Regions from separate parts of the Homo sapiens genome. Here region 1 is linked to region 2. Evidence: chromatin contacts called from ENCODE Hi-C or POLR2A ChIA-PET data. All regions are on one chromosome and are shown on one strand. Each heading gives the region's core, a stretch centred on a gene start or an enhancer-like site at or near the end of the contact. The rest is flanking DNA. Distances are from core to core; before and after follow the strand shown. Region 1 has its middle 20 kb from the start of WFDC3. Region 2 holds the start of ACOT8 (acyl-CoA thioesterase 8).

Region 1 (2,700 bases), core at 168-2,667, 86 kb after region 2:
TGTTCTGAACCAGGTAGAAACCAGAATTTCACATGCCAGGATGAAAACAAGGGGGAGAAGGCACAGACACTCAGCAGTGGTCGGGTGCAGTGGCTCACGCCTGTAATCCCAACATTTTCGGAGGCCAAGGCAGGCAGATCACTTGAGGTCAGGAGTTCAAGACCAGCCTGACCAACATGGTGAAACCCCGTCTCTACTAAAAATACAAAAATTAGCCAGGCTTGGTGGTGCACGCCTGTAATCCCAGCTACTCAGGAGGCTGAGGCAGGAGAATTGCTTGAACCTGGGAGGTGGAAGTTCCAAGTGAGCCGAGATCCTGCCATTGCACTCCAGCCCGGGCGACAAGAGCGAAACTCCATCTCAAAAAAAAAAAAAAAAAAAAAAATCATCAGTATGGTAGAACTTTCAATGAAAAACAACAGTCTGGGAATCCTCTCATATTGCAGAATGATGTTCTGTCAGGGTGGAGAGTGGGACTGGAGAGACAGGTGTGAGCCCCAGGCACAGCTCAGGCTGAGCAATGGGAGAGCTGCTCCTTGCAGACCTTTCCTCCTCGTCTGGAGGCTCACCCTTTCCAGAGGGAGCTGCTGACCTGCTTACAGGTAGCAACGTCGAGAGAGATAGAGAGATAGATAGATGTATAGAGAGATAGAGATGGAGATGAGAGAGAGATAGAGATGAGAGAGAGTGCTGAAGGGTTAAATTTGAAAGCTGGCGGTTAAAGGCTGAGCTGGGGCCAAATTCCCACCCCCAGGTCTTTCTGGGCAGCTTTCTCTACTGTTGGACCCTGAACTAAAGAAGCCATTAGAACCTTTCCTTCCTCAGGGTTTAAGTCCATTTCAGCCTTGGTCCTGGGGTGGAAATGACCCAGGAGCAGGTCTCAGTGGACCGTGATCCTACTCTCTCACCTTGCACCCCGAAATTAGCCTCTGACCAGGTTGAAAAGCCACCCTTCTCCCCCGCCCTGCTCCTCAGCTTCCTCATCGTGGGCAGGAATGTCTGGGGCTCCAGTGTAGGCTGAGAAAGACTTGTTCTTTGACCAGAACCACGCAGCTCCTCCCTTCTCCACCCTGCTTCTTGACCATCTGGTTGTAGAAATCTCAGACTCCATATGTGCCCTTGGCCCCAGCAATACCATGGGCCCCTGCAGCCTCCACTGCTCCCGTGGGGGCATGATGTTATTGGTAAGGCGTGTAAGTGGGGTGAGGAAGGCAGGAGGCCCAGAGCGTATCCTGGCAGTGGGTTGCTCTTGAGTTGGGAGAGGTGTCTTTCCTTTCATATACAAGTTAAGCCTTCTCCTCAAGGGATTGTGTGGAGAAGCCCAGCTTCCCACAGATTCAGCAATATAAACAAAGAAGAGGCCATGTGACTGGAAAGAATTCTTTGCTGGGTGCTTCATGCTCTGCCCACCAGAGGGCAGCAGAGGTCTGTCATAGACCATTTCCAGGCAAGAGACTCAAAAGGGCAAAAGGGCATTCTAAAAGATAAAGTGAAAGCTTGCTATCAGCTGTCTAAGCTCCTGGATCCCGACTGAACTGCACTTAATAAATTAAGACCTAACATTATGCCCTCTGTTTTCATATGATGTGGCATGCTGCTTCATTTCTGGTAACATTGATATGGGGGACATTACCCACTATGTCGTATTAGTGTTTCTTGTACAAAGCCACAGGGTCAAATTCCCTGTGGAGCTCAAGATCAAGAAAAAGTTTCTCCCTCTGAGTTAGTGTGAGAATGGGCAGGGAAATAACTTACTGGGCATCGTCTGTCTTTCCAGACTCTGTGGTAGGGGCTTTCTAGAGCTGATGTTTCCATCTTCGCATTGGCTACCAGGGTGCCAAGAGCTCAGGTTTCGGAGTAAGGCCTGGGTCTGAATCTATAATCTTGTGCTGCTTATCAGCTTTGTGTGTATAATAACATTACCACACTGCCTACCTCATAGAATTGGTGTGAAGAGTCCATTATAAAGAAAGCACTGGCCAGGTGCAGTGGCTCACACCTGTAATCCCAGCACTTTGGGAGGCCGAGGTGGGTCGACCACCTGAGGCCAGGAGTTTGAGACCACCCTGGCCAACATGGTGAAACCTCGTCTCTACTAAAAATACAAAAATTAGCTGGGCATGGTGGTGGACGCCTGTAGTCCCAGCTACTCGGGAGGCTGAAGCAGGAGACTTGCTTGAACCCAGGATTTGGAGGCTGCAGTGAGCTGAGATCGTGCCACTGCACTCCAGCCTAGGCCACAGAGGGAGACTCCGTCTAAAAAAAAAAAGATTATAAAGAAAGCACTTAGCAGAGCCTGGCACAAAGCACACACTCAATAAATGTTAGCTGTTGTTATTCAGTTTCTCTGACAAAATCGATCCTTCTTGCCACCCTCTTTTATTACTTGTCCTCCCCCACCTTTTTTTTTTTTTTTTTTGAGACAGAGTCTGGCTCTGTCACCAGGCTGGAGTGCAGTGGTGCAATCTTGGCTCACTGCAACCTCCACCTTCCAGGTTCAAGCGATTCTCCTGCCTCAGCCTCCTGAGTAGGTGAGACTACAGGCGCCCACCACCACACCCAGCTAACTTTTGTAGTTTTAGTAGAAATGGGGTTTCACCATGTTGGCCAGGATGGTCTTGATCTCTTGATCTCATGATCTGCATGCCTTGGCCTCCCAAAGTGTTGGGATTACAGGTGTGAGCCACTGCGCCTGGATCC
Region 2 (2,700 bases), core at 99-2,598:
CACATGGAAAGTGTTTGAAAACGGTTAATATAAGGAGCTCAAAAACCATTTACAAAATGAATGAATAGACCAGGCATAGTGGCTCATGCCTGTAATCCTAACACTTTGAGACGCCGAAAGATCGCTTAGTCCAGGAGTCTGGGAACAGCCTAGCCAACATAACAAGACCCAGTCTGTACAAAATCAAATAATTAGCCAGGCATGGTGGCGTGCACCTCCAGTTCCAACTACTTGAGAGGCTGAGGTGGGAGGATCGCTTGAGCCCAGCAGTTGAAGGCTCAGTGAGCTGATTGTGCCACTGCACTCCAGCCTGGGGGACAGAGTGAGACCCTGTTTCAACAAATATATAAGAACTAAAAACTGAATGAATGAATGAACGAACATTCCAACGACCATGTGACTGTTTTGTAAAGAGGAGACTGATGAAGGAAATTATCGCCAAGGTGTTTTTATCCGTTTATGAAAGCCATACTTTGTATTTGGGTTGCTGCAGCTGCTCAAAACAATGGGAGAAACTGCAGTTATAAATTCCAGAAAAGCCTGTGAATGGAGTGAAAGTGGAGTGGGTGGTCAAAAACCAATGGCCGTGGAGGCTTAGCTCTCTTCACAAGGCACACAGCAGGTGCTCAATGAGTGCCTGTTGAATGAATGGCCACGCAGCCCAATGCGTGCCTATGCACCCCTCCTCCTCCAGGCAGCCCTCCGGAGGTCCAGCCTCCTCCCCACCCTCTTGGCCCGCCCCGCCCCGCCCGCCCTTACAGGATGTCTTCGCGGATGGAGGTGCCATGGTTGAGGTTGTGGAAGCGGACGGAGACGCAGTCCCTGAGAATGAAGGAGCACCTGTTCTCCCTTTTGTAGGCGCTGAAGCACTCCTTGAAGTCCTCATAGGTCTTGAAGCAGCTGCCCAGCTCCATGGCCGCCCCCACAACCCACACTAGGGGCTGGTCCCAGCCCGGGCCCAAGATCACACCAGGGGTCAAAGGTCACACTATGAGGGTTTATAGGCAGGCGTGGGCCCAGAATGCCTTAAGGGTCCGCCCCAACTGGGTGGCCTATTCTGGAACTCAGGGAGGAACCCTAGGCCTGACCGGGTTACAAGAGGAAGGGGGTGTATTTGCTATCTGACAGGGGAAATGACACTCAGTCCATATTATCCAGTCCCGAGGTTCCGCCTCCTCAGCGACATATCCAGTCACACACAGGATTCGCAGATTGGCATTCATTTTCTCCAATTGCTAGAGAAAGAGGGCCACAGCCACCAGCGGACTGACAGGAGTCCTGACCAATCATAACCTAGATTCCTCCTTCCCGGGGTCTGCAGGAGACTTCCGGTTACTAGGGCAATCTGCCGGAAGAGTCAGGTTCTGTGTATGTCTCCGCGTCTTCCGCGGAGCGGGTGTGCAGGGCCTGCAGCATTGAACTAGATGTCGTCCCCGCAGGCCCCAGAAGATGGGCAGGGCTGTGGCGACCGCGGCGATCCCCCTGGGGACCTCCGTAGCGTCTTGGTCACGACCGTGCTCAACCTCGAGCCGCTGGACGAGGATCTCTTCAGGTAGCCGGCAGCTCCTGCCCAGCATCCCCTCCTTTAGGGCAGAAACTTGATCTTGACTGCCGCCGCCCGGGGCCCCTGGCTCCGGGACTAGTATGGCTCTGCGTGGGATGCACCCTCTGCCACGATTAGGAGAGAACTCGCCCCCAACAGAGCTGTCCTCTCTGCTCTGGCTTCCTCCCTTCCTCTCCGCGCTGCGAGGTCTGCACAGCTGAGCAAATATAGTGGTGACCTGAGAGACCCTGCTCGGCAGCCTGCCCTAAGCCTTCACGGGGGAGCTAGCCCAGAGAGGGCAGTGATTTGCCCAAGGGCACACAGCTGATGGATCAGCCTTAAAACCGACGCCGCAGCTCCTTGTGTCTTCAGTATCCTTTTCTTCTCACAATATCCCGCCCCCAGTACCATTTGGTGGGTCTGGTTTCTCATTACTTATTCTGAGGCCTAAGCATGTTTTTTTCTTTCCCAGCATCGCTGAAGTTCTTGACTGCAGCAAGGGTTTCTTTCTTTCTTTGAGGCGGAGTCTTGCTCTGTTGCCCAGGCTGGAGTGCAGTGGTGCGATCTCGGCTCAGTGCAACCTCCGCCTCCCGGGTTCAAGCATTTCTCCTGCCTCAGCCTCCTGATTAGCTGGGACATACAGGCGCGCCACAGCCCAGCTAATTTTTTAACTTCTTTTAGTAGAGACGGGGTTTCACCGTGTTGGCCAGGCTGGTCTCGAACTCCTGACCTTGTAATCTGCCCACCTCTGCCAAAGTGCTAGGATTACAGGCATGAGCCACCGCGCCCAGCCCCCTGCAGCAAGGCTTCTAACAGCTTTGACCTCCAAGGCTTCTCCTGGCTTTACTGGAAGTTATCTTACTTTGAGCTCCCTTCCTTCCACTTAAGGAATTGTAAATAACTTCTTGGAGGGCTATTTGATTTTTGTTTTTGAAGACAAGATCTGGCCCTGTTGTCCAGGCTGGAGTGCAGTGGCACGAACATGGCTCACTGCAACCTCGACCTCCTGGGCCCAAGTGACCCTTCTGCCTCAGTCTCCCGTTTAGCTGGGACCATAAGCGCTTGCCACCACATCCAGCTAACTTTTTTATTTTTAGTAGACATGAGGCCCCACTTTGGAGCCCAGGCTGGTTTTGAACTCATGGGCTCAGGCGATC

Evidence for each region. Hi-C counts contacts between places; a loop is a spot of excess contacts on that map. ChIA-PET counts read pairs that join two places held with the same protein, here RNA polymerase II (POLR2A). Pooled maps may share reads with other maps.
Region 1: a pooled map shows a loop between it and region 2 (4-fold over the local background). The contact joins the enhancer-like site here to the promoter of ACOT8 in region 2. A Hi-C loop is called at or near these places in 1 of 168 maps with a recorded cell type or tissue (IMR-90) and 5 of 50 pooled maps. POLR2A ChIA-PET finds 5 or more read pairs at or near these places in 3 of 52 experiments (K562, MCF 10A and PC-3).

What each region holds. Positions count from the first base shown.
Region 1 is chr20:45,770,053-45,772,752 of GRCh38, reverse strand. No RefSeq gene overlaps it. Among named protein-coding and RNA genes, the nearest start is that of WFDC3, 20 kb to the left of the region's middle. RefSeq lists enhancers at 500-1,092, 1,093-1,686. Within about 2 kb of position 1,417, at least 5 of the 41 ENCODE cell types and tissues checked have a DNase peak (open chromatin) inside an H3K27ac peak, as active enhancers do.
Region 2 is chr20:45,856,040-45,858,739 of GRCh38, reverse strand. It overlaps ACOT8 (acyl-CoA thioesterase 8), which reads left to right and starts at 1,348. Exons shown (of 6, transcript NM_005469.4): 1 at 1,348-1,552. The coding sequence starts at 1,425. ZSWIM3 (zinc finger SWIM-type containing 3) reads right to left here and starts at 1,126. Exons shown (of 2, transcript NM_080752.4): 1 at 760-1,126. The coding sequence starts at 914.